4 separate regions of the Mus musculus genome follow, and regions 2, 3 and 4 are each linked to region 1. Evidence: chromatin loops called from intact Hi-C (ENCODE). Cell type or tissue: heart. All regions are shown on one strand.

What was found. A loop is a pair of places that touch in the nucleus more often than their neighbours do. Peaks named below come from ENCODE experiments on the same cell type or tissue, not always from the same donor. Only the 100,000 strongest peaks of a DNase experiment are listed, where the experiment ranks them.
Region 2: a loop joins it to region 1, with 2.5 times the contacts of the local background. A loop is called at or near these places in 3 of 42 quality-filtered maps.
Region 3: it touches region 1 in a loop (5-fold over the local background); 3 of 42 quality-filtered maps call a loop at or near these places.
Region 4: it touches region 1 in a loop (2.1-fold over the local background); 3 of 42 quality-filtered maps call a loop at or near these places.

Annotation. Positions count from the first base shown.
Region 1 is chr1:192,189,178-192,191,677 of GRCm38, forward strand. It overlaps Kcnh1 (potassium voltage-gated channel, subfamily H (eag-related), member 1), which reads left to right and starts at 1,600. Exons shown (of 11, transcript NM_001038607.2): 1 at 1,600-1,909. The coding sequence starts at 1,831. In heart, CTCF peaks have their summits at 37 and 1,512 (motif pointing right); a DNase peak (open chromatin) is centred at 1,554; H3K4me3 peaks cover 1,167 bases; H3K27ac peaks cover 240 bases; H3K27me3 peaks cover 1,572 bases.
Region 2 is chr1:192,910,858-192,913,357 of GRCm38, forward strand. The region is part of intron 6 of Syt14 (synaptotagmin XIV); the gene reads right to left. Among named protein-coding and RNA genes, the nearest start is that of Gm39746, 18 kb to the right of the region's middle. In heart, CTCF peaks have their summits at 1,445 (motif pointing left) and 1,648 (motif pointing left); no DNase peak of the experiment used is centred here.
Region 3 is chr1:192,546,124-192,548,623 of GRCm38, forward strand. The region is part of intron 11 of Hhat (hedgehog acyltransferase); the gene reads right to left. Among named protein-coding and RNA genes, the nearest start is that of Gm31011, 31 kb to the left of the region's middle. In heart, a CTCF peak has its summit at 961; no DNase peak of the experiment used is centred here.
Region 4 is chr1:192,903,882-192,906,381 of GRCm38, forward strand. The region is part of intron 6 of Syt14 (synaptotagmin XIV); the gene reads right to left. Among named protein-coding and RNA genes, the nearest start is that of Gm39746, 25 kb to the right of the region's middle. In heart, a CTCF peak has its summit at 1,519; no DNase peak of the experiment used is centred here.

The DNA.
Region 1 (2,500 bases):
GAGTAGTTTACCTCATTTGTAATAGAACAAAGAACCACTAGACGGAGCCAGTGTTTAAGAAATCACAGCTCTAACCTGCAGGGAGCCGTTATCCAGTGGGAGAGATGCAGCTTTACCTTCAAGTCATAGCACACACCAGTCCTGCCGAGCCATCTTCTGCTGGCAGGAGCGTTGCTTGAGTTATATCCACACAGATAGATGAAAGGTGACATTTATAATGGCCCAATTAATTTAGTCACTCTGAAAATGACATTTGATTTGGCACTTATTTTTTTTTTTTTCAGACAGATTTTGTGAGTTTGAGTGTTTTGCCTGCATGTTTGTACGTGTACTATGCACATGCTTGGTGCCTGAAGAAGTCAGACTAGGGCATCAAATGGTCTGGAACTGAAATTTCAGATGGCTTTGGCCTACTGTGAACTAAACGCAGGTCTCCTGCAAGAGTGCTCTCAGGTGCTGAGCCATCTTTGCAGACCTCCCGCACAGAACTTTAAAGTCAGGATCCCCCCCCCCCCCCCCCCGTCTATTCTCCGCAGTGCTCGACCACTCAGAGAATGCCTGGAAGGAATTGGCTCTGCTTCTGAGATTAAAAAATTGAGACAGTGTGTCTTTGCGAACCATTAAGGTGTTTCCGGAGGTGAGCCCCGGCGTCACGGGCTTCAGCGGCGGGTTTATCTTTGCATTTTATTTTGAATCTTTGTCCAGTTGGAAACTAACCAGTCAAGTAGCAATGCATCCTTCTGTGGGCATTGTCTCAGTCCCCCGCCACACGCACAGCACAACGACAGGTACACATTATGTGCAGTTGGAACACCCCCTCTTCCTTCAGTGAACAAGAGGTCCAAGTCATTTCTACCTGCTGTGAAGCCGCACCTGCTTCACCTGTGCCTTGTGGATGCTTCTCCAAGCCACAGCTATGGCTGTTTAATTAAAATCTGATGTACTTTTACTTTGGGAAGCTTTCAGAAGTAGCCCTCCTCTTTGATGCTGGACAGCCAGTTCCCGTTTTTTGTTTTTTTTTTTGTTTTTTTCACCTTACACACAAATCTTAAGAGATTGTACTGTAGCTGGAAACCCCGATGTGCCAACTCATGTTTTGTTGTTTTTCTTTTTTGGTAAAATGATTGCTCTGTAAGAGAAGACGCCAAACAGGTGAAAGCCATTTATCAACTGAGGAGGCTGCAGGCACATTGATGGTAAAGACAAACCAAAACGGCTCCTGGGAGCTGAATCTGGCAGTCACTCTGTAAGTTGTTGCCCTTAGACACTTGGTTGGTTAATTCTGGGGAAGCTGGATAGACATGCAGCTCATGCTGTTTGCAGAGCCTGAAGGTTCTGACTCCGATCTGACACCGCGTAAAGAAAGAGTCTTCTTGTGACCTTTTCGGGTGTGTGTGTGTATGTGACTTTACCAATAAAGCTGCTCACCGTGCTCTGCACACCCCAGGCACACTCTGGATAACACTTCCCGCTGCACCCAGAGGGTGCCGCTCCGGTTCCAGCCTCACCCCGTGGCTCTTGGTTACGGCTGTGTCCCCGAGGGATGCGCGCACGGTAGGGGGCGCCCTGGACCGGCTGGCTCCCTCCGCCCACGGGAGGCGGCCGCGGCGCACCGAGCCCGGGGCACTCGAGCGCACACCCGGGCGGGCCGCAGCGGGGAGGTGCGGAGCGCAGCGAGGGCGGCAGCGGGAGCCAGCCGCCGCCCCTGCGCTCCGGGGCTGCGGAGCGCATGGGGCGCGTGGAGCCAGGAACGCTTGCGGGCTGCGCACCCGGCCGCCTGCTGCGGTGAGACACGGCGCCGGACGCCCCCAGAGTCCGGCAGTCGGGAGGATGACCATGGCTGGCGGCCGGCGGGGACTAGTGGCCCCGCAGAACACGTTTCTGGAGAACATCGTGCGGCGGTCCAACGGTAAGAACTGCCTTTGGATTTCTGTCGCCCAGGTGGGTTTTGATTTTTTTTTTTTTTTTTTTTTTTTCTGAGTGCGGTGATTGCAGACGCCTCCCGCCTGGTGCCAACAGATGCGGGGGCATCCCGGAGCTCCGCTCACCAGCTTCTCTTGCCTGCGGGCCTGGGAGGTGGGCAGGGCTGGAGGGGGTCTAGTGTGCCCCATCTCTGGAGGAGAGATCTCTAGCCTACGCCTTTGGGGCCTTTTCCCGCGCCCTCCCGCTGTCCTCTCCAGGAAAGCCTGGCATTTGGTGAGAAAAGTCATGCGAAAAGTGGCTGCAGGCTGGCCACCTTCAAGCACTGCGCTCCTGATGCGCACTGGCCGCCTCCCCGCGGAGGCTCCCCGGGAGTCCTGAGGAGCAGGGAGGCCAGAGGTAGCAGCAGAGCTGGGCTACTGGTCCTGGCCCTGTTCGGGTGCAGGGACGTTGCCAACTCCACCTTCCATCCCTTAAGCAGGAAAGTCTGACCAGAAGAAACCCTTTGGCAGGGCTGTCTTATGCACCCTCGCCAACCAGCTAGAGCAAATGGCTCACGAAGGTCCGATGGTTTTTCTGG
Region 2 (2,500 bases), 720 kb after region 1:
TCACTGGTTGAGTCTTCTGGGAAGCACTGAGTGACAAAACATGGTCTTATTATAAGGTTAGGGTCCTGGACTTGACTTCCTGGTCCACCATATTCCTGAAAAATGAAAAGCTTCCTTTCTTAGATTTGCAACACTGGCTGAGCTGCTAATTTGTACAGTTCTGTCCTCCAGAAGTGACCTCTGGACACAATGGAGGGTGAGCTTATTCAAACTGGCCACTGGACTTAAATAGCGGGATACAACTGATTATTTTTATACATATTGTTCTTTTCAAACTGATTTTAAAAAGTTTTATAATTGTCTGTCTGTCTGTCTGTCTATGTGAATGTAGGTACCTTAAGCTGAAACTATAGGTGGTTGTGAGCCACCTGACATGGTTGCTGGGAGCCAAACTTGGGTTCCCTGCACGAGCATTGTATGCTGTTAGCAGCTAAGTCATATCTCTGGCTTCCAGTTGGTGTATTTTAAATGCACAGAATGTTTCTATGAACGAATGTTTTAAATGCAACTATCTGAATCTGTGTTATAAGCATATTTTTATTATTAGAAACATTATTTATGTTTTAGATAATGCTATTACCCATAACTGTACTTTCTGGACTCTACTGGGTTTTATTTTTAAAATATGACTTTAGCTATTTAAAATAGAAGATATGCACAATATGGGACATGAGTGGATGAGAGGAGAAGGAGCAATGTGCCTGGTGAGTAAATGTGGGAGGCAGGTTTCTGAGCCTGCCTGCTGCACACTGGGATGCTAGTGAGCAGTTAGCATCCTCCTGCTTCAGTTTACCTGAGGGGTGTGGAACAGCTGCACCTACTGCTGTCTTTGCCCTTACACTACCTGCCCACATATCACAAAGCAGCAAAACATTTGTTTGTATCACAGATTCAATATGCTATCCTCGCCACCATGAAACAAACATTCTCCTGCCATTTACCTAAAGAAAGAATATTTGGAGACTGCAGAATAACGAGTTGAAGTTATCATTTGCAATCCACCCATGCAAATCAGGGTTTCCCCTAAGATGAACTGCGAAAACCAAAGCCGTGAACAGAACTGTCAGTGGTGCGGTGACACTAAGGTGTGTCACCCACAGGTGTGCAATGGCAGGCTCCCAGGCATGGGACCAGAGACTAAGGTTCAATGTCCTCATTGGAAATGGGAAGGCAGCCATCACACTTTCTGAAAGATTTCTTTAATTTTTTTTTAAGCAAGTCCGTTATTTTCAGTTTATTTCAGTGTTTAATGTAAGTACTATAAAGTAATATATTAATAAACATCACTTTATCTGCTTTTTGTGTTATAAATCATATTTCATTTTACACAAAGGGATTCTATGCTTCAAAATGCCCCTACCACAGGATCTATATCTTGTTTCTGAATGGTCAAATGACCAAAATTTAAATATCCTAAGATTGTGCTGCCCCCTGTTGACCCAGTCTCCTTAAAATTCTTGGGTCTTCTGTGAAGGAAAAAATTTTTGCTTCTTAGTATTATAGGTAAGTAATTTCATAGACGATCATAATAAAAAAATGTACACGGTAAAATATTGAATGCAACTCTAGATAGAATATAGCATATTCCAAGACAGTAAAAGCTAACCCCAGGATGTTGAGAACAAAGGAATAGTCTAACCATCCTCTTCCACAGAAGCCTAAAGCTGCTGCTTAAAGTAATGCTGACACCTGCTGGAAAGCTCAACCATCCTTAGGCCCAACTCTACAGTGATCAATTCTCAATTCTTCCACTGAATTGGCAGCACCTGGATCTTGAGCTCTCCACGTTAGAAGAATACTAGTACCTTGGGTGTTTCAAAATGTTGGAATAGCATTTTCCATGCATTAGCTCTCTATCTTGGGCATCCTCTTTCAGTCTCATATAATTGACCAAATAGAGGTGGGGAGATTTTCCTCTAGGAATCATGTTTGAAAAACAAACACACTGGGTGGTAGTGGCGCTCACCACTAATCCCAGCACTTGGGAGGCAGAAGCACTCTCTCTGTGAGTTAGAGGCCAGTCTGGTCTACAAAGCAAGTTCAAGGATAGCCAATGACTGCTACATTGAGAAACCTATCTCAAAAAGAAAAGAAAAGAAAAGAAAAGAAAAGAAAAGAAAAGAAAAGAAAAGAAGAGGGGAGGGGAGGGGAGGGAGGGGAGGGGAGAGGAGGGAGGGGAGAAAAGGAAAAAGTAAACCAAACACATTTAAATCTACTTTTCATTAGTTAATCCCACGAGGAGTACACATTCACTCAGACTCTGTGTCCAATGACCTGTATAGAAACATTGCTTCAGAACTGGGCATGAACTCTCACAAGGCCCAGATCATGTGGCTTTCCTGCTTTCCCCTAGTGGTCACCATGCTGCTGTTCTCTTTATCTACACCAGCACATCTCTTTCCCAGGTAGGACTGGGGTTCATCTCTAGCAGAAACTTTTAATTTTAAGAACAGCTGTGTGCTTTCTTTGGTTCCACTGCTGTGCACCACAGCCTTCCAGG
Region 3 (2,500 bases), 360 kb after region 1:
GTCAGACAGGAGAGGGGTCCACGAGAGCAGGCAAGCAGGCATCCATTTGTTTTTCTCTGCTCTTGATGGTACCTGTGGTGGGACTGTCTGCTTGAGTTCCTATCTTGATTTTCCTTCAGTGATGGACTGTAATCTGGAACAGTAGTCTGAAATAAATCATTTCCTCCCATAAGCTGCTTTTGGTGTGCGTGTTTTATCATGGCAACAGAAGTGAAACCAGAGCAGATGCCAAGAATGGCCACGGTGGGCAGATCTATATCTAACCATAAACACTGAAGTGTGAATCAACTTCACTGGGCAGGAGGCACCTGCTCATCAACCCTCTAGAGCAGAGGTTCTCAACCTTCCTAATGTTGTGATCCTTTAATACAGCTCCTCGTATTGTGGTGACCCCCCCCCCCCACACACACACACAATAAAATTATTTTTATTGCCACTTCATGATTAGTTTTGCTTCTGTTATGAATTGTAATGCAAATAACTGATGTGTAGGATATCTGATATGCGACCCTTGTGAAAGGGTAGTTCCATCCCAAAGGGGTTGCAACCCCCAGGTTGAGAAATGCTGCTCTAGTGTCTAGATCTAAGGAGATAGAAGCTCCATTTGAACGGAGGTCCAGTGAATGAGTCCTCTCTCACAATAAGCCTGTGAGATGCTGACATCTGCCCTCTGTCTTTGCTCATGCAAAAGACACCATGAGCGAAGTTTCACTCCCAAGAACCTGAGAAGATGGGAGGGAGGGAGTTTTACATCACCACAGATCCCCTGGATCTTCAGTGCCACACTTCAGTTTGCCTTTAAAGAAAGTTCCTGTCTAGAAGCATTTGCATCAGGAGATGAATAAACTGTCTGGACAAGCTAGCAACCAGGGACAAAATACACTTTCTCCTCTCTCCACTAGAAATAGCAAACAGTTTCAGGGAATGTTGGGGTTCTGACATGTACAACAGCACCCTCTCCCGTCCCCCACTGGAATCCAGAGGAAAAGGAACCAGGTTCCTCAGGGCAAGGAGCCTCTCCTGTTAAGTGAGAGTTAAGAGTTAACTCCTCTGAGTTAAGTGTTGAGTCATGGTTTGCCAAGCTATATGAGATGGTAAGGAAGAAGCAAGACAAATGTGTGTGTGTGTCTGTGTGTGTGTGTACATGGTATACCCAAGCAATTGTGCAAGGAATCAGGAAAGAGAATATTGGGGGTCTACATGCAGGTATCTGTGTATTGGAGTGCGTGTATGTGTGCGTAGGTGTGTGGGGAGACGCACCTGCATGTGTGTGCCAACGTGTGGAGCTAATGTTGGAGAGATCTGTGGTCACCTATGCTCATGAAAGTAACCCCAGCAAACTCACTGGTTCCACTAAGGGAGGTTGGACAGAATTCGTTCTTGGTTTGTGAGTACCCTATCTGGAATGAATAGACGTCTCTTTATGTCTCCCCCAGGAAAAGCCATAAAACGGAGTTACGTCTCATTGATATCTTTACAGAGCAGAACGCAACAGCTGCCTGCTGAAGAAATCTATGCTCACGTCAGCCTGGAAGGTTGAAGCTTCTCTATTCTATCACAAAGCTTCTGCAAGCAAATACGACATAAGCAGCGCTTTGTGCTTGTTTCTGCTGGGCATAACCCAGGGTAGCCCATCCTAGAGCAAGCTGAGCATAACCCAGGGTAGCCCATCCTGGAGCAAGCTGAGCATAACCCAGGGAAGCCCATCCTAGAGGAAGCTGAGCATAACCCAGGGTAGCCCATCCTAGAGCAAGCTGAGCATAACCCAGAGTAGCCCATCCTAGAGCAAGCTGAGCATAACCCAGGGTAGCCCATCCTAGAGCAAGCTGAGCATAACCCAGGGTAGCTCATCCTAGAGTAAGCGGGTGGCACAAGACCCCCAGCCACGACCTCCTTAAATCTGTAAAACTTTAAGTCATTTAAAGCATGTTTAAATAGTACACGCACACACACACACACACATATATTAGAGATGAAGGCATGGAATCCTTACTCTCTGCTAAATTATCTCAGCAACAGAGGTGAGTCTTACTGATCAAATGCTGTGAGCATTACACACACCAGACCCCAATGTTTTCCCCAGGCATGTCTACCTTCCATTCTGTATCAGTGCAGGGAAGGTGCACAGTAGAAAAAGCAGACCCAGTCTCTCAGCCTCCTCTCTCACCCGGAGTCCAGGTTAAAGGCTGCTATAGGAGCACTATAGTAACCTTGCAGGCTTAAAACAGCCGACTGTAGTCAGGTTTACGGCACTAGAGACAGGGAGATGCTGGCTCTGAGGTCAGTCTTCCAAGCTACCCCATGAGATACTTGTAGGAACATCAGAGGGGTGGGAAATGACTCCCAGAGAATTAGTGAGCGTTTATTTATACATGCAGTCATGTTCAGTAGAAATTAGTAAGCATGTATCTGGGTACATCCATCTCTGTTAGATTTGGCAACTGTGGATCTACAGTTTCCATATCCCTGCAGAATTAGCAAGTTTGTATCTGTGTGAATT
Region 4 (2,500 bases), 710 kb after region 1:
AGGGTGTGTGTGTGTGAGTGTATGTGGGGGTTGGGGGAGGAGGATGGAGCTAGAGCACACACAAGGCACTAGGTTCAGTCTCCAGCACCACATAAGCTAGATGTGGTGGCACATACCTGTAATCTCAGCCCTCAGGTGGTAGAGGCAGAAAGATGAGAAAAAGTCAAGGCCACTCTTGTTTACACAGTGAGCTCCAGGCCACCCTGGCATACATGAGACCCAGTCTCAAAAATTTTCATAACTTGTTTCCCCTTTGAAACTGTTAACCATTTCTAATTTCTGTCACCACTCAGTAGGTTAGAAATCACAGCCAGTGAAGGTCCTAGCCTTAATAAACACCAACAAAGTAAATTAAAGCCATCATAATGTTGAAGAGGTCAGCTAACTAAAGACTGTTGGAAAATTCCACCCGGCCCCAGAACATGAGATCCCTCCCCTTCCAGAAGGAAAAGGTTGGTGGAGCAAGTAGGCTGGAAGGGAGAGGCTGAAGCCTCTACTACCTCATTACCAATCAGTTTAAAGGGTGCACTGTTCTGTCAATAATATTGTGTCTAGTTACTGATGCTCTATTCCACTCCTGGAAACTATAAAGACTCTCCAAATGGGCTTCCCAGAATCACCACCTCTCCTTTGGATGCAGGATGACCCCAGAGCACTGGAACAATAAATTCCTCTTGCTTTTGCATCGATCCCCAGTTCAACATGGCTCACTCAGGGGGTCCCTGGTAGCTAAGGCTTGTCAGAGTCTTACATTGTAAGATGAATGGGTAAGCCTGTCTAATATACAAAAGTACAAAGGAAATTTGAACAAATCCACAGAAGAACTGCAGTTGCACAAAAGGTGAAATTTGAAAAACAAAATTGCAAACACATCAGCAACACACCTGAAAACAAAATTTGTAAAAAGGAGCATTTATAGACATGGGCATGGTGGCTCATGCTCGTATTCCAGTACTGCAGAGAAGGTTGAAGCAGGAGGACTTCAGGTTTCAGACTTGCTTGGTCTACACAGTGAGTTCTGCACTAGCCAAGGCTACATCGTAAGATCTTGTATCAAACGAAAGAAAACAAGCATAAGCATTAACTGCAGCTTAAAACATAAAATATCCAGAATGAACATAATGCGTGGAATGCTATCCTGAAAGGCATCTAAAGAAAGCATGAGCATTGCCAAGCAAATGAAAAGTGTTTACCAGAGAAGCTCACTGAACGTGTTAGAGAGCTGTTTGGCAATGTTCTCCTCCTGTCATCTAATAGATTAAATATAATTCTAATAAAAATCTCAAAAAGTTCTTTACAGTTTCCTAGTGTCAGTAGTTCAAACCTGGAGGGAACAATAAACACATGGGCTAAAAGAACATCTAGTATGGTGTGGACACAGAGAAGGGGAACCATCGTCTTCTTCTGGTGGGAGTGTAAGCAGATAGTATAAAAAATGTCAGAGATACCTGCCCCCACACTTTTGCAGTCCCACTCCTACATATATACTCACTGGAGATGTATGCAGTGCCACCAAGAGACAAGAAAGAGTAACGCTAGGGAGGCACTCCTCACCCCGACCAAAATGGAGGACAGACAATGGGGTTTTGGTAAGCTCATTTGATGGTGTACCTCACAGCAGTAAAATAGTTGTATGCACTAAAAACAAGCCCAAAGCAAACAACTCGGAGGACATCTAGCAAACTAACTCTAGTCCACTGGAAGTATGGTGGGTGGTAATTCAGTGAAGAAAGTGATTTATACACATGCAAAATATGGTTAACTCTAGAGGGGTGTGACGGGTGATCCAGGGCAATGGCTTTGTTTTTATTTTACCTGTATATATACATTTGTGACAAATGGGTGGTATCATTTCTGCTTTTTACCCTTTTCAAAGCGTACTGGGGTTTTCGTAAGAAAAAAGGCTTGATTGCTTGATATAAGGAAAAGACAAACATACATACACAATGGTAGAATAAACATTCAGAATGTTATCTGAAGATTCTCAAAGGGACCTCCTGGGTTAGAACAGGAATGGAAGAGGGGAAGAATGAATGGCATGATAAAAGAAGACAGGAAGGGGCTGGAGAGATGGCTCAGTGGTTAAGAGCACTGACTGCTTTTCCAGAGGTCCTGAGTTCAAATCCCAGCAAACACGTGGTGGCTCACAACCATCTGTAAAGAGATCTGATGCCCTCTTCTGATGTGTTTGACGACAGCTACAGTGTACTTACATATAATAAATAAATAAATCTTTAAAAAAAAGACAGGAAGGGAGAGAGTTGAAGAGAAAGGGGTGGAGGGAGGAGGAAAAGAGAAAGGCTACTTATTAAAACAACATAATTAAAGGATTTTTAGTGCCAGAGATGGCTCAGAAGGTAGTGGCTCCTGGGTGGGAACTTGGTGATCTGAGTTTAATTTATGGACCCTAAAAGGTGGCAGGAGAAAATGACTTATGACACACAGCTGTGTACATGCACACACAGACATGCACTATGGCATATTTACATACAGATGTGTG